4 separate regions of the Mus musculus genome follow, and all the other regions are linked to region 1. The links are chromatin loops, found by intact Hi-C in ENCODE. Cell type or tissue: heart. All regions are shown on one strand. Links, peaks and the distances in the headings refer to the core of each region. The heading gives the core; the rest is flanking DNA. Region 1 overlaps Zzef1 (zinc finger, ZZ-type with EF hand domain 1). Region 2 overlaps Camkk1 (calcium/calmodulin-dependent protein kinase kinase 1, alpha). Region 3 overlaps Atp2a3 (ATPase, Ca++ transporting, ubiquitous). Region 4 holds the start of P2rx1 (purinergic receptor P2X, ligand-gated ion channel, 1).

Region 1 (7,470 bases), core at 1,035-6,034:
GGAGGCTCCTGTCTGCCTGTGGGTGTCTGTGTTCAGCCCTCCTACCTTCCAGCATTCAAGGAGCCCATGCTGTCTTTACAGGAGCTTGGCCTGCTTCAGGAGTACCTGCTGGCCTTAACCACCGAGGACCACCTTCTCCGATGTGCAGCACAGGTACCTCCTCCCTGTCTTCCAAGAGTTAGCCTGTGGGTCATGTTCCTGTGACAGATAACACCCCCTCACTTGCCGGAACTGGGGGTGGGGCTGTGACTTAGAGTTGCATGACAGGTCCAGACCCTGCCAGAGTTTACATGGAGCTCAGCTGCTGTTCAGTCACTTCCTCCTGCTCTCAGAAAGAGCAGGGAGCCTCATTTATCACTGTCACTCATATTAAACTGTGGGGTCAGAAGACACTAGCAAGAATCTGGTCTCTGAAACCAAAACAGCCAGTGCCTTCACTTAACTACTCATTGGCCGATCTTGGAAGTTTCCACAGATTTAGATTCTAGATATTTTTGGATTTTTTTGGATGTACTTTGCTTCCCTGGCTAGAAAACTCCTCTTCTGACAGCTGTGCTTCTAAATGATAGAGGACCCAAGAAACCCTGTATACATCAGTGTGCATCATTAGAGGTTAGACTTAAGTGTCTAAATTAGAACAGTAATTAAACATTTATGTATCAATTCAATCTTTAAGACAGTAAACACATTTCATGTTAATGTGTTTTGGGAAAAATCTCTTCAAAACAAAATAATATTGAGGATGGCGGCCCTGGCTCCATTTTTGCAGACTTCTTTAATGTCTGGGTCAACAAAAGCTGGACTCTTGTACTCATCTGCCCTGTACTCATCCTGGAGAAAGAAGTGTTGTGCTCTACTATAGCAGACAGACAGCTGGGGGATCTCCAGCGCTCATAGAACGTTTCTCAGCTAGGCATCCACCTGGGACTCTTCCCAGAGCCTAATCCTTCAAGGAAGGCTCTATGTGGAAGGTTAGAAGTGTTTTGCTCGGAACTGGGGCTCCCCTACTAAAGCAGGGGAAAGAGCAGGTGGGGCTGCTGAGGTCTCTTAGCAGCCAGCTGCACTGGCTACTACGGCCCTTGCTTTCTTGATGTGCTATAAGAGATTTTGATGTGTGGTGAGCACCAGCTTTCTCTCCATGGGCTTGACTGGCCCTCATGCTTGCCCATGCATATCTCATCCCCCTTCCCCTGTGGCCCTCCCCACAGCTTGCCAGTCTCTTCCCTGAAGTTCTGCCTTCTAGCCATGTCCTTCTGGGACAGCTGCTTTCCCCGCAGTGTTCTGAGCTCCCCATGGGTACTTCTCTAGCACTAGCTGTTCACCTCTTGTGTGAACCTTTGTGCTCCCCTTCTGTTCCTTTCTATGGCTTTCCCAGACCCCTGCTTCAGCAACTAGACTGCTACCACACCATGGCCATGGTTGTTTTATTACTTACCCAGGGTTTTCCTGTGGGCTTTGGTTTTGTTTTCTTTCTCATTCTACTTGTGAGCCACTGGGTAAGGGGGACTACCTCTGGCTCACCTTATCACCCTCCAGCTGAGGAACTTAGACTCAAGGATGAGGAAGTCAGTGGCTCTTGATATTGATAACTGCTCTTTCCCTCCATAGGCTCTGCAGAACATTGCTGCTATCAGCCTGGCCATCAACTACCCAAACAAGGCCACCCGCCTCTGGAATGTTGAGTGTTAGCCTCAGTGTGATATGCATGGACTTGATCATTTGTCTACAGGGGTTTATAGCAGACCTCCAACCTTGCTCAGGAAACCCCTGAAGCCTCTGCACCCAGCTCTCTTTGAGCCCACCCCCTGCTCCCATCTGGCCAAGCAGCCGCCTCATCAAAAAGGCCCACTGCAGGCGCCACATGTCCAAAAAGGCACAGCAGTGTAGAGTGGCTCAGAAAGAGCATCAAGAGGCCTTGGGAAAGTTATTCAGAGAATAGAGACTAGAGGCCAGTCTCCTCCAGGGGAGTCACAGCACTGAAGACCTGGAAGCCGTCTCTGAAAGGATTCTGTCTCCACTGAGTGGGAGCTGCCTAGGCTTGCCATCAGGAGAAGGCACCATCCACCCAGAGCTACCTTTGCAGTAAGACTTGCAGCTTGCAGCAGCAGTGGCCCAGTTGGGACACCAGCCCATAACCAACATGAGCACCTCCCAGCCACCTCCAGTTCCCAAGCAATCTTCTTGCCACAGCTTAGCTGGCCAACTCACAGTGAGAGCAGGTGTCCCTGGGAGCAGCTGGCAGGCTTTGCTTGTCACTGTGCAGCAGCTCCCCGCACACATCTTTGTTCCTTCATTGTTTTAGTTTTCATTTCCCCTCATGGTTTTAGAAGAGAACCACATCGACTCCCTGAGAGGTCCCCTAGGGAATGCCTAGGGGCAAACTGGCATGTGTGGAAGTGACAGAAATGGAGGGGCTCTCCAGCACCTGCAGTGCAGGCAGTGCCCTCAGAGGAGCCTTTGTTCAGGAGTCAGGACACACCTGATTATACTTCTGCTCCAAGGTCATGGTGATCAGCAGCCTACGACCTTGAACCTCCTGCCTGGTTGTTTGGCCATCCCCTGCCTAGCAATAACTACGTTAGTTTTAGTGAAGCTTTTGCGTATTTCCTTCTATGGTTTTAGCATTGCCCTGTGTGCTGATGACCTTTTTCCCCAGAGCCACAGAGTAGGATGCTGGGTCAGCAGCAGGCCGTGGACTTTCAGGAAGAATCCTGAGGCACCTGCTGTTGAAGGGCAGGCATCTGGCCAGAGGCATATCCCACCTCACAGGCAGAATGCAAATAAAAAAAAAAAAAAAAAAGGCTCCTAAGAGCCAGGGCCACATTTGGCTGGCTTTTGCTGTGACCAAGCTTGCCCCTTTGGCCTCTGAAGACTCTTCTGGGAGTTGGCAAAGGACTGCATTGGCAGAACCTGAACCTGCAGGTGTGGGAGCATCTTGTGCAAAGGTGCTATGCCTTCTGGCACCACTTCCTGCCCAGTCATAGAATTAGGTTATCTGATGAACCCCAGCACACAGGAAAAGTGGCCACAGAATGGGAGGGGATGGGTTATAAAAGCAGAAACAAATGGAGTGACCTATGGTCCACCACCCTGACATCAGAGGGAACTTGGTCCAGGTCCCATGGTATTGGACATGGTGTCTGCTGGCCCAGAGGAACCTCTTTCTCACCTTTTGCTCTTTGCCAAAGCACCTACGCTTTGCAAGCGGCCTAAACCCCAGAGAAGTCTCCCGTTGCACGCCATTCCCTCCAAGTAGGTCTCGGATGAGAGTCAGAACAAGTGCATGGTGAAGAGGCTTCACTCGCGGTGGCTCAGACCACACAGCAGTTAGAAGATGGGGGAGGAGATGGCACACTCACACTCCTCCACACCTCAGACTGAGCAGAGAGAGCAGGTGGACAGGGCAGGGCAAGGCTGGAGACCTCCCTTGGGACAGTGGCCCCAGCTCTCCTCCCACCCTCCCATCGGGAAGAGCAACTGTAAATAAACGCTGGACTCCATAGCTCCTCTCCACTCACTGCTTGCTGTTTTCTCTACGTGCTTCAGTTTGCATAGAATGAGCTTAAGTTTGCCCTTCTTCACACACCACAGCTGCTCTCTGACCGGACAGGGTCCCTCCTGACCTGGCCACCTGCAGCCCACTGCCTCTGCTTCTCTAGGCCACTGGGTGGCACTGCTGAGCCAGGCCAATGTCTCCTGACCCCAGCCGGGGCAGGAGGTCCCAAAGGATTTCCATCAAGGCCAATATCCCCTTGACTCTTAGGAGGCAAGACTGCCTGGACGGAGACAAAACTGGCAGGCATAAGGGGTCGTGGAAACATGTGCCTAATCTATAAAGAATTCTGTTCCAAATCAGATATATTGTACAGACACTGTTCTAATGAGAGGAGTGACTTATTTTCATCATCGTTTTTAATTTGTTTTCTTACGGGTTTACGATTTTGAATTTTTCTTATTTGGTTGAGTGAAAGAATTTTGATTATATCAGCTGAGTGAGTTCAGCCTGTAAAAGGAATGTTTTAAGTTGTGGATAAGATATGCAAATGAAGAGAAATATATTGTAAAAATTCTATATAAAAAAGTACAACTCTGTGTGGATTTCTCCCTTTTCTCTTTCCTTCCCTGCCCCCTTTCCCCTGTGGAAAGACCTTGCCATATCCCCCAGGCTGGCCTCAAACCCACAGTCCCTTGCCCATGTCTCTCATGTCTGGCCCTTCAGTTTCTCTTATGAAATATATTTTGAAGTGTATGCCTGGCCAAACAAATGGGATTTACAGAACCTCATCACTGCCTGCTTATGGGAAGAAGTCCAGAAGACCCTTCAGGGCCCAACCTTTGTTGACAGAACTGTGAGCCTTGCCCTTCATTGTGGTCAACCAGGGGATCCATCCTCGGGTGGTGCCTTCCTTGGGTGCCATCCTAGTACTCTCATATGGATGCTTCCTTTCCCATCTCCTCTTGAGGTCAGGGTAGCAAGCCACTGATACCTGCTAGGAGGCTCTAGGGCAGTGTTCTCAGCCTGTCACGACCCCTTTGGAGGTCAAATGATCCTTTCACAGGGGTCGTACAACAGATATCCTGCATAGCAGATATTTACATTATGATTAATAACAGCAAAATATTTATGAAGTAGTGATGAAAATAAATTTTCTGACCCAAATTTAGGCAACAGTTTAAACTTACAAAACTGTTCCAGGAAGAACTATCGACATAGTCCTATTAAATAGGAATATATATGTATATATATATATATATATATATATCCACTACTAAAGTGTCTCAAGCCTTCAAGAGTTTAAGGGCCACTGAGATGGCTCAGTGGGTGAAGAGGCTTGCAGTCCAGCCTGATAACCTGAATTTGAACCCAGAAAGAAGTGAATAGAGTCTTAAAAGTTGTCTTCTAACACCCACATACAGAGACATACTAGATAGAGATATAATTTTTAAAATATCAGCAATGTATGAGAAGAAAATGTATAAACACTTCCTGCAGTAACAAGGCCACTGACAAGGTCCAGTCAAGCAAATGGCAGCCATTAGCAAATTCTTTCTTAGGGATTCTTGGCTATTGTACCTTCCCTCAGCTCAAAAGGAATTGAGACTCACTTTGAAGGCACGGTTCCAGAATTCAGTGCGCTTTCTCCATATTTAAGTTAAACTCCAAACTGAATTTGTTTGTATGCATATGCATCTAATCCACACAATCTGTGGAGGTCGCAGAGCAACCTAAAAGAATCTCTTCTCTCTCACCAGGGTCCCGGGCAGTACACTCAGGTCAGTAGGCTTGGCAGTGAGGGCCTTTACCTGCCAAGCTGTGCTGCTGGCCCCAAACTAATTAAATTGAAAAGGAGAATTCACCAGCCTATAAAACCGGGAAAGCTAAGGGTTGCATCTGACTCTGGGGAAAGAGAAACTCTATGGCCTGAAGGTGGACAGTCAGTTTGTCTGTCTCTCCTCGCCTCTCCTAATCTTCCAGGATGTTTGCTCTCAAGGTGGCAGTGCCTGCTCCCTCTGAAGAGCCTCTCTCTGTGCCCCTTCATGGGAGGCTTCCCTAAGCTGTCAACCACAATTTGCCTTCATGTTTAAAAAGCTACTTGGAAGACTCATGTCCTTATGGGCTGCTATCTCAGAACTGCTGAGCAACCTGTATCCATGACAACTGGGCAGATGCCATGTCTGGGAAATCCCCACGTAGCCACTGTGAGTCCTGTCAACACAGCTGCTCAGCCACTACACCAGGTGAGACACCCTAAAGTATGGTGGCGACACTGTTATTAGGACAGAAATTCACAGCAGAAGTGAGAAGAGTCAGCTGACTAAAATTCCTTTTACATTTTAAATTTAATTTTTAAGGTTAACATACTATTGTGCATTTTAATCAGGTATAATGTAATGTTCATATGTTGTCTTGTTTACAGTATTACAGATTTAACCTAGGGCGCCCCACATACTAAACAATAACCTGATCACTGGGCTTTCTGTATTTTTTTTTCTTTTAAGGCCTAAGTTCTCCAGGATGGCCTTGGGCTTGCAAACCTCCTGCCTCAGACTCCCAAATAGTGAAAGTCATTGCAGTCCTGCCCATCCAGGTCCCACTTACCACTCATTGTGAACATTCAGAAACCTCTGTAGGGAGCAGAGCTCAGGAGTAGAGCATGTGCTTGGCTCTCATAAGCTAGCACCTCCTCAAAAAAAAGGTCTATACAAGCTGTCTTGAAATAGCTGCCAGCCACTGCTATTCTGTACTAGTGGACTTTAGAAGCTTTTTCTCCTGGGAACTTTTCATCTCTTCACTTGGTAACGATTCTTTTCAACTCCACCTTTCTAGACTTTAAAAAAAAAAATTATTTTATGTGCCTGCCTGCATGCACATGTGTACCACACGCATGCAGTGCTCAGATACGCCAGAAAGGGGTATCAGATCCCCTAGAACTGGCTGTTAGCCATCATGTGGGCACCAGGAACCAAAACCTGGGCCTCCACGCCCAGATTCATTTACTTTCTTCAGCTCAGCCTTGCCTCCTAATGGTCCCGCCTCATCCTCAAAACAGTTGGGAACCAAGCCTATGGAGGACAGTTCATACGCAAGCCATTCCTGACGTTCAGATGTCCTTAGCTACCAAAGACTCATGCCCATCTTCGCACGCAAAATGTCTTCAATACTTCTCTTAAGACTCTCCAAAGTCTCAACCATTCCAGTGTGACTCAAAAACCCAAGTCTAAAGCATCTTCAAAGACAAACTCTTAGTTGTGAGCCCCTACAAAATTGAAAAATCAAGTTACATATTTACAATATCCAGTAACATGGTTTAAATGTTCCCATTCCAGAAGGAAGAGGGGCGGGTGTAGACATGCTGAAAGGAACAGTAAAAGACTGAACCCCAGTCTGGCAGACATTTAATCCTGTACCTCTGGCCCCAAAGGGTCATCACTATGGCCTTGCTGGCTTTAGCATGTATGGCCTCTCTTGGGCTGGCTCTACCTATTGCTTGCAGCTTTCCTCGGCGGACGTCCTTAGTCCCAGCATCCTCAGCTTCCTGAACTGCAGCTCAGGCACTCTCAGAACCTAGTTCATCCCTCGGCTGCTGATAGAAATTCTCATCCTGGAACACAGAACTGAGTCTCACAAGCTTTCTTCTGGAATCTGACTAAAAGTTTCTATGGCCCACAAATTTATTTATGTTCTGCATGCCTACAAAAACCAGTCATGCAGATAACAATAGGTTGTCACCAACTTGAGCAATGGCCAGGCCCCACCAGATGGTAGAGACTGTGGCCTCTGAATAGCTAACCATAAAGACTCTTCTGTGGGTGACCCTTGCAAGAACTCTTCTCAAAGTTTTTCAAGTGATTGTACTTCTTCACACCTTCAGAGCCTTGAGTCTCTGATGGATGGTGTCTGGTTAGCTCTTGAGATGCCCTCAAAAAACCTGTGGTCCAGGTGCACAGAACTTAGTTGTTTTTGTTTTT
Region 2 (7,470 bases), core at 1,126-6,125, 110 kb after region 1:
CATTTCTCCCTCCACCCTTTTTCTGGGGTGAGGGGTGAGCACAGGGCATCACATATCCCATGCTGCTCTAGAACTTGCTCTGTAGCTGAGAATGACCCTGAACTAGTGATTCTCCAGTAGCTACATCCCAAGTGTTGGTTTACAAACACATTATCCCGTGTTTTCCCCGGCCTCCAGCTTCATGCCCTCTCTTTGTCATTCTGACTTTAATGATTGGAAAGCAGACTGATGTCTCAGGACACACCAGTTTGCACTTGCCTTGTGTTCCCTGGAAAGATGGGTGAATAGATGGATAGATGGATGGATGGATGGATGGATGGATGGATGGGATGGATGATGGTGGTGGTGGTGGTGGTGGTGGTGATCTGTGTCAGGGGTTGCACACATGAGGATCCTATGGAGAGTCCCACCCGGGCCTGAGAGGAGCTGTAGGAGATAGGGGGATAGGAGGGACAGGGGTTGCCTCTGGCATTGGAAGCAGTTGCACAGTAACTGAGGTGAGGCTCTCCTGAACCCAGAGCTACTTATTGCGCATGAGTTCAGCACATACTGCTATTTTGGAAGTCCATCTGTGTCATGGAGGCAGCAGATGACCTCATGGATGAAAGGAGGCTTGAAACCTGCTGCGTTAGAAACAGTGTCTGTTCTGGGCCTGTCCCTAGAAAGCCCACAATCCCAGGAATGTCACAGCTCTATTCTGGTCATCCTTGGCATCTCCCCTGTGCCTAGCGCAGGGCCCAGCGTAGGTCAAGCCTCGGGGAGCGTTTGTTGATTGACACCTGCCTGGGAAAGGAGTGTCCCTGGAGGGCTCTTCCACAGCCTAATAAAGATGGGTGAGGTAGGAGTGGGGGTCGTCATACTTACTGACACAGCTTGTTTCTTTCTAGGCCTTGGATGTATGGGCCACTGGGGTCACGCTATATTGCTTTGTCTATGGGAAGGTGAGTCCTGGGGACCCTGCAAAACTGTGTGACTGGATTCAAGGAGCCAGGAGTGGGCGACAGATGCAGAACCTTTTTTGTGTCCCTAGACAGAATGGCTTTTGAAAAGCCCACCTGGGCCAAGAAGTCTGAGGGAAGAGAGGCCTTTTGTTTCTCTTTCTCCCCTCTGGGAGGGATTGATTTGTTGCCCTGGGACAGCACATATCCAAGAGGAGGTGACAGTGGTATTGCCTCCTCTCCTCCAGAGTGAGCCCCGTCCTCTCTAGATGTCATTCATTCTTTCATCCATGCAACATTTCTTCACAACGTTGGGTCTTGCCGACCTCTAACCCTGACATGATCAAGATCCCACGGGTGCTTTGGCTCTGGTGAGCACATTTAAGGAGGCAGGCGGTATCTCAGTGAACATGTCCCCAGACGCCAGGGCCTGGGAGAGGAAGGCCTTGCTGCAGGCAGCTTTATTGCTGGTGGCAGGTGCAGCCAGCATAGTTCTGCAGTGACTCATCTGCTCAGTTACATTTGCTGAGCCCTTGCTGTGTGTCCTGAACAAGTTAGATGGGGCCTTTCCCATCTGCTGGGTTGGGGGTGGGGCATAAACTGCCTCGCACCCCTGGCCCCCTACAGTGTGGATCAAGGCCTACATCCTGTCTGTCTCTTCTTCCCACAGTGCCCGTTCATTGATGACTACATCCTGACCCTGCACCGTAAGATCAAGAATGAGGCCGTGGTGTTCCCTGAGGAGTGAGTTGTCCATGGAGGGGGGCGGATCATGGAGGCCCCGCCCCCTACTTCTGAACTTTAGCAGAGCATTTGCCCTGTGAGGGTCCCATCTCAGCCTTCAGAGTTAGAAAGGGGAAACTGATCCTCTGGAGGGTCCAGAGCAGATGGGAGGCCTTCTGTCCGTCCATCTGAGGAGTGTGATTGGGATTATTCTTGGTCCCAGGAAAGTGAGAAAAGGACCCTCCCTCGTTCATGGTGGCATCCTGGTCCCTGTCCTTTTCTCTGCCTAGGCCAGAGGTCAGCGAGGACCTCAAAGACCTGATCCTGAGGATGCTAGACAAGAATCCTGAGACAAGAATTGGGGTGTCAGATATCAAGGTGGGAGATGAGAGGCCTTGTCCAGGGCCAAGGTCTGTGTCCCCTTCAAGACGGACCTACCCTGGGATGTGTGTGTGGGGGGGTTGGGTTTGGCATTTCTGGGTTGAGGACTCCTTCAAGGTCAATGCTCGGGATACTTGGGGACCTTAGCTGGTTGATGTCTAACCTGGGTTATGACTCTTGTTGATGACCCTGGCCCTTCTCTATCTTCTGGGCTCTACAGTTACACCCTTGGGTGACCAAGCATGGAGAGGAGCCCCTCCCTTCAGAGGAGGAGCACTGCAGTGTGGTGGAGGTGACCGAGGAAGAGGTGAAGAACTCAGTCAGGCTCATCCCCAGCTGGACCACTGTGGTAAGAGGGTGAGGGATGATGGGACTCTCTCGCCTAAGAAGGGTGTGGCCACTGCTTGGGACTTGCTCTGTTCTTGGCATTTGAAGGAACAGTGGGGCATCAGGTCAGTCAGCCACAGTTCAGGGGCCATGGAAGTCCCCACTCCATTGGAGTCTATGGACTTTTGGAATAAGGTCACCTTATTCAACCCGATGGAGAGACCTGAGGTTTGGGGAGGGCCATGGCAGGAAGAAGCAGTTCCTTTCTTGCCTACATTCTGTGAACTGCTGCTCTACCTGAGGTACCACACTGGTGTCTAGTGACAGTGAAAAGCCTGGAGACTTGGCTCAAGAACTCCACCTGTCAGTTAGACCACACCCTACCCCATGAACTTACCTGCTTAGGCTGGGACTGGCTGACCAGGCCTATGCCCCACATTGACCTCTCCTCCCCAGATCCTGGTCAAGTCTATGCTGAGAAAGCGTTCCTTTGGAAACCCATTCGAGCCCCAAGCACGCAGGGAAGAAAGATCCATGTCTGCACCAGGAAGCTTACTGATGTAAGTACAGTGGGCTGAGGCCTGTGGGCTGAGGCATGGCACTGAGATATGTCCCCAACTTATATTAGTCTGGAGCTGTCACCAGAGCCTAGGGACATATCCAAGTTTCAGAGCAGGGCCCCATTTGCATCCTTGTCTAGGCCCAATGTCCTCCATGCACACACTGTAAGAGATGAAGACTTAACTCAGCTCTCCCTGGGACATATTTTCTTTCTGGAAGTCTGCTTTGCTCATGCTCTCCTGCTGGGTCCAGCCCAACTCTCTGGCTTCTAATGTTCGCTTCCCTTAGCCCTTGGCAGTCAAAATCTACAGACAGAGTCAAGTCTGCTCTTTATTGAAGGCTGGTGTCCGTGGAGAAATGGGCCCTTCTGACCACTTGCCCTGGCCCCAAGCTGGACATGTGATGCCCTCCTGAGTGCCTCATGTTATCCATAGCCAGCACTTTGTTCATCGATCGAGTCCATGTGGACCAGCTAGGTGGCAAGGCTGGAGGACAGGAACCCATTTGCTAAGGGGTCCCTACTTTGAACCACATGTATGAGTTCACCTCCTTGGGAGAGATCAGAAAAGCAGTTCTCTGAACATTGATTCTGGCTTCCAGTTTTTCTGCTGCAGTAAAATTCACCTTCCATTAGAGTTTGTGTACAGACCTTCAGAGGGATCTGTGAACTGAGATGTGTTCCAACTGAGAACTGTGAGGTGTTGTGAACCAGAATATCGTGATCCTACCGCAGATGGGTACCTCTCTGGCTGTGAGGGAGCTCAGGGAGAAGGGCTGAACATTTGGCTTGCCCTGTGGTAAAGGCACTTTCCCAGGGAGATGAGCATGGACGTAGTGCAGGCCTGCCCTTACAAGGAGTGGCCACGCAGTGAGGTAGACCTGGGGGATGTCTGCACGTTTCCTCCTTCCTCTCTGAGGTAATTGGTATCAGGGCCCTGGTGCTGCAGTGGATCATGGAGGATTTGATAAATGAACTAGGACGGATCTGAGAGTGAAAAGGATGCTGTTGATGATTATGTAGGCACAACAGTCTGACATCATGGCTGTGCAGGAAACGGGACCACTCCAGCTCAGTGCTTGTGTCCTGGAGCCCCCTGGTGGTACAATGAAGTGGCCTCTAGTTAAGAACAGTTCCAGTTTGTTCCCTGAAACTGAACAAAAACAAGAATCCGGTACACTTTAACCTCATCGAGGGCCTTGGGACACTTGGTAGACTCCATTTGTAACATTTTATGATATTGTTAGTCCAGTTCAAATTGATCCTTTGATTGGATATTTTTAAAACAAAGGTTGAGATCGGGGATGGGTAATCAGATTCAGGGATCTGTTGAATGGTGGAATTCCAAGACTGATGGTAACTCGGCCCTGTGGGGAAGTTAAAGGAAATATACAACGGAAGCCTTCTACCCACTGGGGTCAATATGGAAGACCTTTGACCTGGGCAGTATTCCTGGGATACCAGAAAGTCTTTTGGATCAGATGGTTAGAGATTCCTGAGAGGCCACAGAAGGGTTGTGGGTTGAGGCTGGGTCCAGGGGAAGTAGCAAGAAGGACTGCGAAGATGGGACAGATCCTAGGGAGGCTAGTGTGGATTGGGGATCTGAAAGGCTGTAGGATGGTCAACCATATGTGAATGTATATGAGAATCCCCTGCATACACACTCTGACTCCTGGGATCTCCCTGCCCCTGGTGTTTCCTAACAGGAAAGAAGGATGCGGAGAAGGGTGCAAAAGCCCAGAGCTTCCCGGAGTCCAGGAGGATGAGGCTGCGTCCTGAGTCCCTGCATGTGCCCAGGGCCGTCGGCAGCATGCTCATTCCGCACCTCCAGAGGCCCACCGCCCTCATGCAATAGTCGCCCCTGCAGGCAGGGGGCTGGGGACCGCAGCCCCTCTCCTGGCCCCCCTCACCCATTGTGCTGCATGACCTGCGCACAGGCACATCCAGGGACAGGATTGGAATGTGTGTCATCTGGGGCTTGGGGGTCCCAGTTGGTCCTCTCTGTTCTGAATCATCTTGCAGGGAATATTAGAAACCCTACCTGACTGGCTGGTGAGGCCCAGGGGAGAAGGCAAGAGATCAAAATGGCAGGTAGAGACCTGGTGGGCTGCTTCTTAGAGAACGCCCATAGGGATTGGTGGCCCGCCCAGCTGGTGCACACAAGGAGGGCGATTGCCTCACCTCTGTGTGGAAGGTGCTGAGTGCTGGCGTACTCAGATCTCTAGCGTGGATGCTACGGATAATGGCACGTGCCTGGGAGCAGACTCACCTTGGAGAATCCAGATTCCTCTTTCATTGTCTTTTACCTGAGGGCTGGGGTGGGAGCAGCTGTCGTGGGGAGCATCTTCCTCTGGCTTCAGGTAGTCCCTGGCACACTGTTTGGCAGTCATCTGGACTTGACATTCATGGACTGTGTTTTATACTCTGCACTTGCCGGAGAAAGGGCTGAAGTGGATGCAGCTCAGAGCATAGGCCAGAGCCCAGAGCAGTGTACTTTGCCTGTCAGCCTCCCTTCCTGTCTTATGGATCTCCGGAATGAAGGGTACAGAATACCAGCAGTGACAAGGAGGGTCATGACTCTCAGAACTGTGGCCCCGCAGATGTGGAAGTAACTGGGATCCAGGCTCTGAGCCGACGCTGGCTTACTCACCACATGCCTATGATGAAGGATAAACTGCCCGGGTGGGAGGCAGGTGGCCCTTCTGCCAGTTGCTTCAGTTAAGGGCATCAGACGGTCAGCCACACAGGTCAGAGCTGCACACAATTGGGACACCCATGGACAATGCCCTTCCAGAACAGATGTCAGCTCTCTGGATTCTGTGGTCATCTGGCTATTCTAATGTTTACGAATAATGCTCATAGGGATTGGTCCCCAAAGGGAGATGAGCAGGACTCAGGTAGCCCTCTCTGAAAGCCTCCCGGAAGAGATCCTGGCTGCCCACTTGGGTTTCAGAATGCAGGAAGGCTGGACTAGAAAAGAGGCCGGGTAGGAGCACTGGTTCCCACTGTATCTCTGTGCCCATGGGTGTACATTGCTCCTTCATGTGCACATGCGTGTGCGTGCCCATCTGCTGTATACAGCACACTTGCATGTCTCATACTGGCACATGCATCTGTAATATAGTTTCTACATCAACTTATGCCTAGGAGCAGCAGGTAGCCCACTGTCAAAGGGCTCCCATTTCAACCCAATTCCTCTGCACTAAGGCAGCCAATGGAACCCAGGGCTTGAAAACAAACCATCTAATCCTATCTCTAAGAATACTTTTATAGAGTGACTGGGAGGCAAGCTAAATACCAACCAGTAAATAACAAGGAGTCAGGGAGCTTCGTGGATGGGACCCACATGGGAGAAGCTGTCAGTTGGGTGGCTGGCCTCATTGACCCCAGTGGAGCCAGGAAGTCATGCTCACTGTTGCCTGTTGCTGAGAGCTTTGGTTGGCTTTGGTTGTGATTGTAGCACAAGTGAACAAACTCCATAAGAGTGTTTATAAAACTTAACTTCTTAGGAAGTGAATTACAAACAATAAAAAGCCCTTTGTTGAGTTTAAAAAAAAAAGTCTTTGTATGTCTTCTGCATCCAGACATGTTTCTTTCTTGTCACAGTTGACTTGGCTCAATTTTCTGGAAGGCACCGGAACAGCATGGTAGGGTAGTGAGAGGTGGGGAGAGGTGGAAGGTGGGTTCATGAGGCTAAGGACTCCTGTCGCCTGTGCAGCTTTGCGGAGAACTGGGTGCTTGAGAACCACAGGACACATTTCCTTTGGGAGACAGAGGCAGGCAGATTTCTGAGTTCGAGGCCAGCCTGGTCTACAGAGTGAGTCCCAGGACAGCCAAGGCTACACAGAGAAACCCTGTCTCGAAAAACAAAAAACAAACAAAGAAAAAAAGAAAACAAAAAAAAAATATTTATTTCATGTATGTGAGTACACTGTTGCTTTCTTCAGACACATCAGAAGAGGGCATTGTATCCCATTACAGATGGTTGTGAACAACCATGTGGTTGCTGGGAATTGAACTCAGGACCTCTGGAAGAGCAGTGAGTGCTCTTAACCACTGAGCCATCTGTCCAGCCCCTACATTTCCTGTTTCATAGGGGTTCGGGAAGGCTAAGTTGGGGAGCTGGGATGCCCAGTGTCTTCTCCATGACGTCTTAGCCTCAGCACTGACACTGTAGTCATGGATGGGGTCCTCCGGGGTGGTGATATCAAATGTCATCCTTGAGGTCAGACAGTCTTGTGTTTGAACACAAATTTGGCTACCTACCTAATAATAACTGACACCTTTGGCAGGTCATTTCAGGAGCCTTAGTTTTTTCATTGGTATAGTACAAATAGTATCAGCATTTTGATAGAGTTTTTGTGACAGTAAATTAAGTCCTTGTTACAAGAGACTGGCTTGTTATACAAAATTCAGAAAATGAGCACCTTCTGGGGAAACCTGGGTCTATTGCCCAGCAGGCCCTATATGGCTGCTCTTAGCCCAGCACTGGTCTTGCAACTGGATGAAGCTGATGAGGACTGAAGGCCAAGATGATCAAGC
Region 3 (7,470 bases), core at 831-5,830, 57 kb after region 1:
CATTTGTGGGCTGGTAGAGACGGGAGACCACTGGTGGTCGGCTGTGACCTTGCCTGCCCGGCTGCTTTTCTCACAGTGAGGTGCACCAGGTTCCCCCTTTGAACTTACAAAGAATGGTTGGTTCTTCCCTTCCGTGTGCTCTCTTTGTCGGCCTTCATCTGTCCGTAGTGGCTTGCAGTTTTCTCTATGGAGTGGCAAGGAAGGCCAGGGACCTGGCTGTGTAGAGTTGACTCCTTTCCTTCCCTCTGCAGGGAGCTCCTGAGAGTGTAATTGAGCGCTGTAGCTCAGTCCGAGTGGGCAGCCGAACAGCACCCCTGAGCACCACTTCCAGAGAGCATATCCTGGCCAAGATCCGGGACTGGGGCTCAGGCTCTGACACACTGCGCTGCTTAGCCTTGGCCACCAGGGACACACCCCCAAGGAAGGAGGACATGCATCTAGATGACTGCAGCCGGTTTGTACAGTACGAGGTGGGTGCTGAGAGCCGGGTTCCTGCAGTGGCTGGGCACACAAGAGGGCAAGGATAGACTCAGGTTGTGCTTGCCTCTGCCTCCTCCCCACAGACAGACCTGACCTTCGTGGGCTGCGTGGGCATGTTAGACCCACCGAGACCAGAGGTGGCTGCTTGTATCACACGCTGTTCCCGGGCTGGCATTCGAGTGGTCATGATCACAGGGGACAACAAAGGGACAGCTGTGGCCATCTGCCGCCGACTTGGCATCTTTGGGGACACGGAGGATGTGTTGGGCAAGGCCTACACGGGCCGTGAGTTTGATGACCTCAGCCCAGAGCAGCAGCGCCAGGCTTGTCGCACTGCCCGGTGCTTTGCCCGAGTGGAACCCGCACATAAGTCTCGAATCGTGGAGAACCTACAGTCCTTTAATGAGATCACTGCCATGGTGAGGCTACGGGGGCAGAGCCTGGGAGATGCTTAATTTGATTACAGCTGTAACCTAGTCTTGCTGTCAACCTTGACTCTACACTGACCTTGATCTTCAAATGTTTTTGTTAATCACGTGCTTTACCATTGAGGTGACCCCCCAGCCCTTTGAGCCTCTTATTGTTTACATTAAGCTTAATCCTGACATGTGTTTGAATGTTGACCTGGTCCAGAACTGATCACAGACACTGACTCTGATTCCCCTGTACTGTTCAGTTCTTTATGCTGACGTCAATCTTGACCTGGTCTCCAATCTGGCTTCCAAACTTGATGATGATGTCACTGATCATAAGGACAGTGACCTTGACTCCAACCTCTATTTTAATTTGTGATTTTACCTTCAGCCTGAGTTCTGTCTAGAACTTGTCCTTCACCTTGACTCCCATATGTATCTGAGAAAGCTAGCCCTTAGTTTGGGCCATAACCATTACCTCGTCTCTGGATTGACTTCAGCTTTCCCCACAATCTCAGTCTCATGATCGACTCCATATCGAACCTGAGTCTCACACCTGTCCTCAGAGTTGGTCCACCTCATCCCTACCCCTGCCTCATCATCATCTGTAGACCTAGGATTGATCTTGTCCATTCACCCTAGCCTACATTAATCTCATTGTCAAACCAATTTATAAGATCATCCTCTCTCTCTTCTCTCTCTCTCTCTCTCTCTCTCTCTCTCTCTCTCCATTTTCATTTCAATACAGGCTTCAAGCTGATCTTGAACTTGTGATTGTCCTGCCCCTGTTTTATGAGTGGCTGGGACTACAGGCTTACTCTCAAAGCTCATTTGATCCCACCACATTTCCTCTGTCCCTGTGTCTGAGACCTTGGGGACATCCCCTAACACTAGGATTGCTTGGGGTAAGAGGACGTAGGCAAGTCTCTCAGGTGTGTCCTACCTGGCCCGGCCCACAGACTGGCGATGGGGTGAATGATGCACCAGCCCTGAAGAAGGCAGAGATCGGCATCGCCATGGGCTCAGGCACTGCTGTGGCCAAGTCAGCAGCAGAGATGGTGCTGTCCGATGACAACTTTGCCTCCATTGTGGCTGCAGTAGAAGAGGGCAGGGCCATCTACAACAACATGAAGCAGTTCATCCGCTACCTCATCTCCTCCAATGTTGGCGAGGTTGTCTGGTGAGGCTCCGTGCTCCCTCCTCCCAAGCCCCTGTACCAACCAGCTCTGTCCCTGAGGGGGCCACCCCTGTGGTACAATCCAGCATCCTCTACAACCCCCCCCCCCCAAGCCATGGTCTTCCTCTTCATAGCTTCTTCCGTTGAGACCCATAAGACTGGAGAAGCAACTTCACCACAGGGCAACAGGGTGTCTACATGTATGCATGCACTGATATGTGTGTGTATGTATAGTGTGTTCAGGTGAGAGGTCTATGCTTAGGAATGTGTGTGTGCTCTCATGCACTGTTGAATATAAACACAAACAGGATGTATAACAGAGTGTGCTTATGTTCACATTTCTGTTTGCATGGGAGAGATGCCTGTTGGATGTGTGAATTCACATGTACTCAATGCATGTGGATTCTGCATCTTCGCACTTTTGGGCCAGCACATGGGTGATTGCTTGTGTTTATGTGTGACAGGTGTTGGGTGTTTGCACATCTCTGATACTTGGGCATGTGGTATGTGTGCATACACCCACCTGTCCTTGGTAGTCCTGTTATCCTCATGTCCCTCACTCTTGGGCTGCAGAGGAAGCTGAGGAGGGCCCCTCCTTCAGCCTCGGGTAAGACCTGGAGCTGGACCCTCTAGTGGTAGCTGGCCTGCCTGGGCTAGAGCCCGTGACTCTGGTTTTAGCATCTTCCTCACAGCAATTCTGGGCCTGCCCGAAGCTCTGATCCCTGTGCAGCTGCTCTGGGTGAACCTGGTAACAGATGGCTTACCGGCCACAGCCCTTGGCTTCAACCCACCAGATCTGGATATCATGGAGAAGCCGCCTCGGAATCCCCGTGAGGCCCTCATCAGTGGCTGGCTTTTTTTCCGCTATTTGGCTATTGGAGGTGAGCGGGGCTCCAGCCTTCAGGGGCATCCTAGGTTTGCAGGCTGCAGATAATGCAACTCAGCCAACATCTGCTAATAGACTCTGTGGGCTCACGTGACTGAAAAGACTAGGCACAGCCTATGGCTGGATCTGGGCCGTGGTCTGGTCTATCAGCTTCTACCTTTTCTCCTTCAGATAAGGTCTCTCACTAACCTGGAGCTTGCCCTTTTTGGAGGGTGGGGGCTGGGGGAGGGTTAGGCTGACTGGCCAACAAGCTCCAGTGATCCTCCTGTTGGTATCCCTACAAACCCACAGTCCTGGGGTTACAGCACACATAGTCACATCTAGCCTTTTACATGTGTGATGGGAACCCAAGCTTGGATCTTCAGTTGTGTCCACTGAGTCATCTCCTGAGCCCTGGGAGACGTTGGGTTAATTTTTATAACAGTCACAGACCTGTTTTTATTAGTACATATTGGATCAGTCACTATGCCTAAGAGTATGGCCTGCCAGGTTACTACTGAGGGCCTACCATTGGCACAGGATAGATGTTAGCATACCATGGCTTAGGGAGGGGATGATTGGGAAAGGGGCATGCATAGCTAAGAACCTCACCTGCCTACTACAGCGTCCCCTCTTCCCCTGCCCACAGTGTATGTAGGCCTGGCTACAGTGGCTGCCGCCACCTGGTGGTTCCTGTATGACACCGAGGGACCTCAAGTCACCTTCTATCAGCTGGTGAGCAAGTAGAGACCAGACAGGTGGGGCTCTGGATTATGAGGTCGAGGGAGTTCCAGAGAGAGACTCAGCCTCCGAAACTGGCCTGCAGCTCTCCTTTCCCATCTCCAGGTGTGAACACCATCCTCCAAGTAGCTTGCTTGGCCCTGGAAGGCCACAGGGCCAGCACAGCCCCCAGCTCAAGGAAATATTATTCTCTGACAATCATTTAAGGGGTACTAGGTATCTTACCTTTACCTCAGAACCCTGAAACATTGAGGGCCCAGAGGTGTGAGCCCTGAAATGGTGGGACTTCGGGCTGAGGGTCAAACTGAAGAGATTGAAGGAAGACAGTTGAATCACCCACATAGTATTTCTCAGATGGGACCCACTGACCTCTAGAATCTCGTGACTGGCAGGAACCTACAACCACACAGCACAGTGTGGAGCAGCCTTAGCTCAGTTCAACTCTGGAAACCAGCTAGACCCCTCTCAGCTACTGTCTGTCCTTCTGGCCCTTTGCTTGATTGAAGCAGACATTACAGAACAATGTACAGGGATTGCTAAGGGAGTGTTGCTTTCCTTAGAGCATGCTACCTACATTATTGGAGAGGATGCAGCCCCAGAGCCATGTTCTGGCTCTGGCACCCAGCAGCCCTCAAGCCCATGAGTCCATCCACCATGGTACAGAGCATAGCCCTGCCTCCTTCAAAGGCTATTTTCTCTCTTACCTCAGTCAGGGATCACTCCATCCTTGATCATTCCAGCATCTCTGGCTCCCACGGTAGCTTTGGGCTGTGCCTCCACACATCATTGTCTTCACCTTTCTTTAGATCAGGAGTGCTCAACCTTCCTAAATGCTATGGCTGCCGCCCCCCTACCCACGTTTTACAGAATTATTTACTTATTTTATGTATGTGAGTACACTGTAGCTGTTTTCTGACACACCAGAAGAGGGCATCAGATCTCATTACAGATGGCTGTGAGCCACCATGTGGTTGCTGGGATTTGAACTCAGAACTTCTGGAAGAACAGTCAGTGCTCTTAACCACTGAGCCATCTCTCCAGCCCACTGTGACCCTTTAATACAGCTCCTTACATTGTGGTAACCCCCAATCATAAAACTACTTTCATTTCTACTTCATAACTGTAACTTCACTACGGTTATGAATTGGAATATAAATATCTGATGTACAGATGGTCTTAGGTGACCCTTATAAAAGGGTCATTGGATGCCTCCCAGGGGCGTCACAGCAGCCCATGGGTTGAGAACAAGGATCTGTGTAGATCTTTGCTGCTTTAGAACGTGGATCCCAAATCTCTAGGGATCGCCTTTCTCTCTTCTGAGATCCAACCCTATAAATGCCGTTTCCTTCCTCTGAGATTCTCACAGGCCTGTGAAAACCCAGTCTCCCCACAATGATCTCTCTTCCATCTCCTCTCAGATCCACTGTCTGCCTGGTCATTGAAGCTGACACCTAAGAGTCACATTAGACATCTCCTTAAGTCCCCAGTTAGCCTGATGGGATATTTTCTTCTCAGCAGTCCTTAGGGTCTTCCTTTTCTCATTCAGCCACTTGGTTGGGAAATGTCCATCAAACACCACTCACTGTGGCTTGGCCACAAATAACTGAGTGTGGAAGTGCTAGTCAGAGGGTCTCTACAAAAAACTGGCAGTCTGAGGAAGTCTGATGGCCTGAGGAAGTTGAGACTCCTATTCAGGGTGGCAAGTTTTTCAGTGGGGAGTTTAGGCACACCGTGTTTTATTTGTCTATGTGGGTACATGACATTAGGTGTCTTCCTTGATTACTCTCAACCTAATTTTCTTGAGACAGAGTCTGTCACTGAACCTGGAACTCATAGATTCATAGATATACCTAAGCAGGCGGTCAGTGTGCCCCAGAGGCCTGCCTGTCTCTGCCATCTTTCCAGCCTTAAGTTGTCAGATTTCAAGAAAGGGATCTTTGGGGTTACTCCCAAAAGGGAACACTCTGATTCATGACTTTTTAAAAAGATTTTGTTTGTTTGTTTTTAAGTTCGTGTGTGGAGAGTGTTTTACTTGTTTGTATGTCTGTATATCATGTGTCCCTGGTGCCTGCAAAGGCCAGAAGAGGGTGTCAGATTCCTGGAATTGTAGTTAAAGTTATAAGCTTCCATGTGGGTGCTAGGAATCAAATCTAGGGCCTCTGGAAGAGCAGCCAGTGCTCCTAACGACCAGGGTATTCCTCCAGCCTCCTGGTTCATGACTTCTTAAACTTTTTTTACTTGAAACCCCTTCTTATCCAAGAAATTTGTATATGGCTGGGCGTGGTGGAGCTCGCCTTTAATCCCAGTACTTGGGAGGCAGAGGCAGGTGGATTTCTGAGTTCGAGGCCAGCCTGGTCTACAAAGTGAATTCCAGGACAGCCAGGACTACACAGAGAAACCCTGTCTCAAAAAGCAAAAAAAAAAAAGGAAAGAAATTTGTATATGTTCCCAAGCGTATAGCTATAAAAATACATATACAAATCAATTACTTGTTAATAGTAAATCACAAGGAAATTTATTTTAAAATAATTATGCCAACTAGGACCTTAATCCCAGCACCTAGGAGGTAGAGGCAGGTGGATTTCTGTGAGTTTGAGACTAGTCTGGTCTACTTAGCAAGTTCCAGGCCAGCCAGAGATATATAGTGAGACCTGTCTCAAACAAATCAAAAGCGGGCTGGAGAGATAGCTCAGCAGTTAAAAACACTGGCTGCTCTTATAGAGGACCTGGCCTAGATCCTCAGCAAATGTGTAACAGCTCACAACAGCCTGCAACTCCAGGTCCAGGGGGATCTGATAACCTCTGAGGGTACCAGACAAAGACACTCACGTGGTACACAGACATACATGCAAGCAAAACACCTACACATATAAAAGTGTGTGTGTGTGTGTGTGTGTCCAAACCAGAGCTATAGAGATAACTCAGTGGTTAAGAGCACTGGCTGCTCTTACAGAGAACCCAGGTTCAATTCCCAGCAGCTCATCACTGCCTGTAATTCCAGTTCCAGGAGATCTGACACCTTCATACAGACATGCATATATCAGTGCACATAAAATAAAAATAAATCATTTAAAAATCAAAACCAACAACAGTACCCAGATCTCTGGTATAGATCTAATTTCACCATTAAAGAGAAAAGTGAGGTGCACGCTACTGAGCTGGAGGTGTTTGCTCTCTGTTTTTATATGGCCTAGTACCCAGGTCCAGGAAATGCTATTGCCTGGTATCAGGCTGGGGGTCCCACACTGATCAGCATAATCAAGACGGTTGTACTCACAGGCCAACCTGGTCTACAGATTCCCTCACTGGGACTCTAAATTGCGTCAAGTCAACAATTAAAAGGAACCACCACACCCATCCTCAGTCATATGACCCCTTAAAGGATTCAACCCAGTTTCAGAAGCTGGGCTGGGGCTGAGGGTGTGGCTCAGTTGATACAGTGTTTGCCTAACCCGCAGGACAGTCTGGGTTTGGTTCATGCTACTCAGTAAACTGGGTACGGGGCTGTAAGCTCAGCTTGTAGGAGGGATGTAGCCAAGCCATAGTTGTCGATAGGGTTTCTCCTGTGCAGCAGCAGGGCTCATGCACAGAGCCAAGGGTGCCCATCTGTCTCTGGACAGATCTCTCTCAGAGGATTTGTCTCTACAGCACTATGCGTGTTGCTAATAAGCCCTGGCCTTAAAGATCTTCAGATATATACTTGTAAAAATGAAGTTCTGTGCAGGAGACCCAAGTAGACTAATAGTTATGAGTGTTCACACTCATCCCGATAGTGTGAGAGAGAACGAGGCGGA
Region 4 (7,470 bases), core at 1,347-6,346, 75 kb after region 1:
TTCCTTTTCCTTTCTTCTCTCCATCCTTTCTCTTCTCCCTCAATTGGAGCAGGTCCCTCTCTAGAATATGGCGTAAGCATCGTCGGGGCGGGCACAGAGATGGCTCAGTCTTAGCACCCACCCATTCCTATCACACACAATTCATTTCTGGGCCTACTGCTGTAACAGCTGCACGTGAAGTCAGCTGGGAGAGGGACATGCCCTTTTGTTTGGGGTCAGGGTAAGGTCACAGAGCCTGCTGAAGCTCTGACTCCTTAGGAAAAAAAAAGCGAAGGATGTGGTTCCCACCACCCTGGCTCAGTGGCGTCAGACAGTTGAGAGAGTTCCTACTGGAATGTCAGTGTGTGTGTGTGTGTGTGTGTGTGTGTGTGTGTGTGTTTTCTATTCAAGAGGTTGGGGCTGGTCCTGGGTGCTGGGAGGGGACATGCAGAAAGCAGCCCAGTTTGCATAAGGGTTCGGTGCCAGGCCCAGGGGCCATTCGCTCCCTGTTAGTAGCTCATGAGGAAGAAGATTCCTTATCAGCACTCAGCGTGGGTCGGCTTGGCCGGGGGTGCAGAGCAGTGAAGGTTACCAAGGAGACCTGTGCTTCAGGCTGGTTCTTCTAGTAGGCCAGGGTGAGAATGCTTCCCTCTGACCCTAGGTGCACAGTGTGAGCCAGCCTGATCAGGTTCTTGGGACCCTATGCTCAGGGTCTGCTTTACTATTGAGGAAGGCAAGGGTTGTATTGGACCTGAACCCTAATTCAACAGTGTATTTTAGTTCTCTGTCCTGGAGGTTTCTGGGACCGTCCCCCAAGGGCTTCTTCACTCTGGGGAAAGTGTTATGTTGTCCCACTTTACAAGAAGCAGACTTAGAAAAGCCAGACAATGCCCCCAAGCCCTCAACAAGTGACACAACTGCCTAATATCAGGCTTTCCAAGCTGGGTCTCAGAACTCCCTAGGGATAGGTGACCCTAGTCTCGTCTAGATGTCTACCTCCCTGTCTGTTCTGGTGGTAAGGATGGGATGGGAGTGGTGTCAGGAGTACAGTCAAGCAGGTCAGACAGAGGGAGAGCAAGGTTGCAGATAGAGATGCCAGCCTGAGGCTGAAGTTAATGGGTATAGACCAAGCTTGGACTTGAAGGGACTGACGAAGAGGGAGTGTCCAAGGGTAGCTCTAGGCTACAGGACTTGACATCAGTTCTGTTCATCTTCCTGCAGGTCCCCAGGACTGAACTGTCTACTCTGAGACTGTGGGGGTGGGGATGGAGGTAGAGTGTTGAGGGATTGTCCTGGCGAGACCCTTCAGTTCTGTCCTGTCAGGTTCCTGGAGTGGGGGTAGCCAGTAGCTTTATCTCTGGCCCTGTGGCTGGTGGCCATGGTGGTTTCCGGAGAGCAGCTCCTGTTTCCGGAGGCCCAGCAGGGCCCAGGCGGAGCCTTGAGGGGTAGTGGGGCTGGGCCTGGGTGGCCTCACTGGCTCCGCCTCTGTCTATCTTTGGGAATTTATTTCACGGGGCACCACTGGCCGGTACTCCACTGCCTGCCAGCAGTCAAAAGCTGCTCTGATCACCCTGGGTTTTTCCCTCCTAACCCAGATCCCACCAACGAACCTCCAACTCTGGCCCCACTTGGCCTGCTCTGTTCTTAAGGGGCTGGGAAGCCTCCAGCCACTCCACTGCTCTCTCTGTAGACACAGATGCTAGCCTGCCCTTGACCACAGAGGCCGTGCGGGGGGCTTGTCTCTGAGCCCCTTCTGGCCCACCATGGCTCGGCGGCTGCAGGATGAGCTGTCAGCCTTCTTCTTTGAGTATGACACTCCCCGGATGGTGCTGGTACGAAACAAGAAGGTGGGAGTCATTTTCCGTCTGATCCAGTTGGTGGTTCTGGTCTACGTCATTGGGTGAGTCTAAGTCCCCCTCCCAACACCTTTGGGCACCAGTCTTCTACATGTGCCAATCCTCAGAGCTCTGGGGTACCCTTCATCTCTCCAAGCACTGGAAAGCTCTCCTGGTGAGCCTCCATGCCTTAAGAAGGAATAGGCCCTGTTAACCTACTGTCAAGATGGAGACACCAATGCAGGATAGGACACGCTACTCTGGGTGCATGGTGACCAAGGGGCAACACCATTGTGGGTCCTGAGGACATTGTAAAAGGCCCCTTCTAGTGAGTGAGTGGCACGCCCTGCAAGAGCCCTTTTCACCTCCAACTTTCCTCATGCAACTGAAACAAAGCAATGCCTCATTTTACTCGCCAGAACATAGGCTCTGTTCCCGTCTCTCCAGTCAGAACAAAGGACAACCTGGGAAATCCAGGTCCCTGGGGGACTAAAAGACAATTGGATTCTGAACACTTAGCATCTTGATGGAGACACAGAGCAGGAAGTAGTCTCCATTCCCAAGTGTGACATCTCCTTCCCTGGCACAGGGTCAGAGCAGCACAGGTCTCCTTCAGCTATCTGGCTAGCCTGGGAACCATGCAAAGGCTAGCAGGCCAGGCAGGATCTTGTGTTTGCATGTGTGTTGTGTGGGCTAACATGGTATTCTATGACTGCCCATGTCCTATATATTTAGCCATGTACCGGTGGTTTTATATACCTGGTTGGCTACGCAAGCTTACAGCTGTGTCTCTGTCTGCCCTGGGTCTGAGGTAGCTGGGTACCAGAAGTGTCACATGTCAGGAGCATCATGCTTACTTACAGTCACACTAAAAAGAGCCTCTAGAGGCTATGAGATCAGTAAAAGGGTTGGGTCCTAATGGGAGCCTGAGAACGCCCAGTACCCCTGCCTGCCTGTGTTGTGTGGTTCTGAGGGCTCTGCAAATCCCCATTTGGGGGGACTGGGACTAAGAGCCCAAAGAGTTACTCATGTGGTACTAGCCTCTTGGGAGTATCTAGTTCCTAGAGTAGCCTTTCTTCTGCTCACTGATGCCCTAAGATTCAGAGCTAGTCAGGTGCAGCCAAAGCCAGGATCCTTCAGCTGCATTTCAGGCTATGTCTTGGTCACAAATCAAGTTGGTCAAGCTTAAGAGGAAGACTAAGGCCCATAGAGGAGCCCTGGAATTTCTAGGTCACTAGGCAAATCAACCCTGAACCTTTGCTCTGTCTCCTCATTTCCCACTCCCTACAAAGTTTCCAGGAAACTTTCTGATGGGTACCAGTAGCCTCCTGCTGAGCACAAGAGGGGCGTAAACGTCCACCATTAATTATTTGCTAGTTCCTCAGGAAGGAGAAGTCACTACTCAAGCCCAGCCTGTTTCTCACTTGGGGAGATCAAAATGGTTGTCCCTACTCAGGCCCCAGGGGCTCTCTACTTTATTTTCAGAACTGTGGCTAGGAGCAGTGTCTGACTGTCACAGGGACAGAACAAAAGGGATAGTCTACTGTCCCTACTGCCCCTTAGCCCTGATCTATACCTCCTGTGACAGGAACCTTACCCCATCCCTCTTTCCTTTCTTCTGGCCTGAAATGGTCTATCATTTTCAAATGTTTCAAATGTTTCTTGTTGGTGTGAGGGTGGGGGTATCAGAGGTGAGGGATGCAACTAGTCTTGCTAAAATTCCCAGTTCACACAGCAGAGCCAAAGGCAAGGTCTTCAGGTCCCCAAACCCAGGCTTCTCTGCCCACTAACTAGGGCGCTTACTAGCTCCAGCAATGGCACCTACTGTCTCTGTCGCCCTCATCTGGCCACTGCCAGATGCTACAATGACTCCTGCAGGTTAAACTCCTGAGCCTTGCTCCACTGTTACATAGGACAGCGGTTGGAGAGGACCTTTCCTTGTGAAGGGAAAGGGCTTCGCTATAAGGATCCTCCTCTTTCCTAGATGTTTGTCTGGTCCTGTGGGGGCTGCAGGGAAGTCGGGGGTGGGGGGGACGAGAGAGTCAGTCTCTGGGCACCAGACAAGGTGAAGCCCACATTGGGGACGGGCAGCATGGAGGTGGAGAGGGACACAAAGTCAAGCATTGGAACACAGTTCTGATGAAAGTGGCCTTAGACTTAGGCAGGCAGGCAGGCAGGCAGGCAGGCAGGCAGGCAGGCAGGCAGGCAGGCAGACAACAGACAAGAGGCTGAGATGCCAAGATCTGGAACAGGCTCAGAGGAGGAAAGTTAAGGCTTTGGACTCTATTGGTCATGTTCTTCCTGTACATTCAAGGCAAGTGGGGAAGAAGCCCTGGAAGATGGAGACTCTGCTGGCCTGGGTTAAGGTGATGTCACAGGTGAAATGCTCCAGTTGGAGGGATTGGGCTATGAGACAGACTGGTCTAGCCGTTCCTGCTGGAAAGCAGAGGGGACACAGGGTAAAAACTTCGTTAGGTGGGTTTAAGTGGGCTAGACTGGCCAGGTATGGAAGTACGAGTTTAACCCTAGCTAGTTAGAAGTAGGTGGATCTCTGTGAGCTTGAGGCAAGCTTGATCTACATAGTGAGTTGTAAGACTCTAAGGCAGCCAGGGTTACACAGTGAGACCCAGTCAAGGGGTGGGGGGTTGGGGGACAGCTGGATTTTGTGTTTGTTTGATTTTTGAGACAAGGTCTCTCTACATAGCCCTGGCTCTTCTGGAACTCACTTCGTTCTGGCTTCAAACTCACAGATATCTGCCTCTGTCTCTGCAACCCAAGTGCTAAGAATACATGTGTGAGCTACCATGTCTGGCTCTGGTTGAATGTTTTGTTTGGTGACTGGAACTTGCATGAGACTGACTTCAAATAATATCCACCCTTTTAATTAACTTTTTTAAGAAAGTAATCATTATTTTTTAAAGATTAGTTTATTTTATGTATATGAGTACACTGTCACTGACTTCAGACACACCATAAGAAGGCATCAGATCCCATTACAGATGTTTGTGAGCCACCATGTGGTTGCTGGGAATTGAACTCAGGACCTTTGGAAGAACAATCAGTAATCTTAACCACTGAACCATCTCTCCAAACCCTGAAAGGAATTATTTTTATTTTATGTTTATCAGTGTTTTGCCTGCATGTTTGTCTGTGACAGATCTTGGAGTAGTTGTGAGCTTTCATGTGGGTGCTGGGAATTGAACCTGGGTCTTCTGGAAGAGCAGTCAGTGCTCTTAACTGCTGAGCCATCTCTCCAGTCCCCTCTCTTAATTAACTTATCTTTCATTTATTTGTTGTTAGGAATTAAACCCAGGGTCTTGAGCATACTAATCGCACTTCCCAACCACTGAGTTTTTCTTTAATTTTCATAAACACACACACACGCACGCACACACACACCACAATTCTGACCCAATCAGGCATGGTGGTATTTACCTCTAATCCTAGCACTCAGTACCCAGAATATCATGAATTCATACATTCATGAATTCAAGGTTAGCCTGGACTACATGGTGAGTTCCAAGCCAGTTTGGAATACAGGATGATACTGTCTCAAATCAAGCAAAACCTCACAAGCATGTTGTCCTTATTATTCACAAGGTTGTATAATTACCACTTCTAATTACATTTCTATCATTCAAAAAATCATACATGCCAGGCGGTGGTGGTGCATGCCTTTAATCTCAGCACTTGGGAGGCAAAGGCAGGCGAATTTCTGAGTTGGAGGCCAGCCTGGTCTACAAAGTACAAAGTGAGTTCCAAGACAGCCAGGGTTACACAGAGAAACCCTGTCTCGAAAAACCAAAAAAAAAAAAAAAAAAAATCGCACACACACACACACACACACACACACACACACACACCCCTTCTCCTCACTGCTTGCCTATTCTGGGTATTTCCTATAAATAGAACCACATGCCATGTGCCTTTTTGTATCTGGCTTCTTTTTCCTGCTGTGTTGGTTGTGACATAAACCAATAACCCAATGCTTTTTATGGCTAAATAATATTCCCTGTGTTGATTCGCCACATCTTATTTATTAGAGTATCTGTGGTTGGACGTTTTAGGCTGTTTATACTTTTTGACTCCCATAAGCAATGCTGCCCTGAGTATTTGTAGACTAGTACTTTAGTGGATTTATTTTTTTCTGTAAGGTATACAGGTCAAGTGAAATCCCATATTTAAAAATTTGAGGAACTCCAGAGAGCTGTTTTCCAAACAGTCCCATTGCATCAGAGATGCCTATGAGATGTCTGGTGTGGAAGGTGGATGTGGGTCCCAGGTATATTGATTGCCTCTTTGGTAGCTGAGACAAAGCACCTGACAGGAGCAGCCGAAGGCAGAAGGGGTTTGACTCATGGTTTGAGGATCCAGTCTATCATGATGGTGAAGGCATGGTGGCGGTAGCTCTGACTGTGGTGGCAGGAACTGGGATGGCCAGTCTCCCCGGCCCTCAGTCAGGAAGCAATGAGAATGCCGGCTTGCTTTCCCCTTCGTATTCGGCTCACAGCATGGTGCTGCTCACATTCAGGGTGGGCATCCCCAGCTAAGTTAAACCTTCCTCACTGGGGATGTAGCTCAGCTGAGATAGTATCTGCATAGCATGCACCACGAAGCCCTGGAGTCCATCCCCAGGACACATAAACGTAGGTGGATTTGCATCCCTGTGTGCAGGTAGAGGCAGGAGTTCAAGGTCATCTTCAGCTACACAGAGAGTTTAAGGCCAAGCAGGGATGTTTGAAACTTTGTTTCAAATGGTCCAAACAACAAAGTCAACTTCCTCTTCAAAAAAAAAAATTAGCTTATTGCTTTTACATTAAGCCTCCTCCAAGTTCTCAGGACAGAGACAGAATGAAGTTAGGTTCTTTGCCAGCGTATAACAGAAATGACCCAGATGGCCTAGTTCCCAAATGAGCTTGTATTTCCCTGTGAGACCTCATGATCTTGGTCCCCACGGGCTGTATTTCTCTTAGCATTCTTATCCTCTATATTCTCACCAGAATGGCCTATTAAGCTCTGATTACAGCATCCAAGGGCTTCTGTAGCCCACAGCTCCTTCCACAGACCAGTTTCAAAGGCCTAAGCTGTACATGGTCAGCCGTATCTAAGCAATGGCCCCATTCCTCAGTATTCAGATCTGCACTGGGAAAGGTCCTCTATAGGAACAACACTGACAGAATGTATGTGTGGCATAGAAGAGGAGTCACTAGATGGACTTACACAATAGATAGGGGCCAGGTAGTTTAACTACAGCTCTCTGCATGCTGGAGGGGGCAGAAAGCCTGGTAGCAGATCAGTCCATGAAGCTGGATATCTCAGGAGTCCCAATATGGTACCGGAGGCCTGGAAGATTCCTAAAGAGTCACTAATTCTCGGCTCACATTGGAAGACCAAAGAAGGTAGGGCCCGATGTCAGCAGAGGATGTCAGTTGCAGCAATAGCACACACTCTAGGAGGAAGTGAAGGCAGACAGGCCACACTGCTTTTTCTCTGACTTCTTTACCTCTGGGCCTGTTGGAAGGTATTGCTCACTCTGAGTTAACTTGCCCTCTCGGTTAATCCTCTGTGTGCAGGCCCTGAGGTGAGTCTGCTTGGTGATTCCAGATGCAGTCAAGCTGAGGACACCAGCACAAAGCACCCAGAGATGGACACAGGC

Evidence for each region. Hi-C counts contacts between places; a loop is a spot of excess contacts. Peaks named below come from ENCODE experiments on the same cell type or tissue, not always from the same donor. Only the 100,000 strongest peaks of a DNase experiment are listed, where the experiment ranks them.
Region 2: it touches region 1 in a loop (4-fold over the local background); 12 of 42 quality-filtered maps call a loop at or near these places.
Region 3: a loop joins it to region 1, with 6 times the contacts of the local background. A loop is called at or near these places in 19 of 42 quality-filtered maps.
Region 4: it touches region 1 in a loop (8-fold over the local background); 23 of 42 quality-filtered maps call a loop at or near these places.

Annotation. Positions count from the first base shown.
Region 1 is chr11:72,923,029-72,930,498 of GRCm38, forward strand. It overlaps Zzef1 (zinc finger, ZZ-type with EF hand domain 1), which reads left to right. Exons shown (of 55, transcript NM_001045536.2): 54 at 82-153; 55 at 1,609-4,092. The coding sequence ends at 1,689. Among named protein-coding and RNA genes, the nearest start is that of Gm34704, 14 kb to the right of the region's middle. In heart, for the core only: no CTCF peak of the experiment used is centred there; DNase peaks (open chromatin) are centred at 3,433 and 3,673; H3K27ac peaks cover 733 bases.
Region 2 is chr11:73,035,587-73,043,056 of GRCm38, forward strand. Camkk1 (calcium/calmodulin-dependent protein kinase kinase 1, alpha) reads left to right here. Exons shown (of 16, transcript NM_018883.3): 11 at 888-941; 12 at 1,609-1,682; 13 at 1,952-2,039; 14 at 2,263-2,391; 15 at 2,826-2,929; 16 at 4,635-6,487. The coding sequence ends at 4,707. Among named protein-coding and RNA genes, the nearest start is that of Ncbp3, 8.5 kb to the right of the region's middle. In heart, for the core only: a CTCF peak has its summit at 4,042 (motif pointing left); no DNase peak of the experiment used is centred there.
Region 3 is chr11:72,979,876-72,987,345 of GRCm38, forward strand. Atp2a3 (ATPase, Ca++ transporting, ubiquitous) reads left to right here. Exons shown (of 22, transcript NM_016745.3): 13 at 252-470; 14 at 564-899; 15 at 1,853-2,073; 16 at 2,749-2,951; 17 at 3,585-3,670. Among named protein-coding and RNA genes, the nearest start is that of P2rx1, 16 kb to the right of the region's middle. In heart, for the core only: a CTCF peak has its summit at 3,620 (motif pointing left); no DNase peak of the experiment used is centred there; H3K27me3 peaks cover 40 bases.
Region 4 is chr11:72,997,573-73,005,042 of GRCm38, forward strand. P2rx1 (purinergic receptor P2X, ligand-gated ion channel, 1) reads left to right here and starts at 1,573. Exons shown (of 12, transcript NM_008771.3): 1 at 1,573-1,879. The coding sequence starts at 1,743. In heart, for the core only: CTCF peaks have their summits at 1,463 and 3,656 (motif pointing left); DNase peaks (open chromatin) are centred at 1,379 and 3,659; H3K27ac peaks cover 403 bases.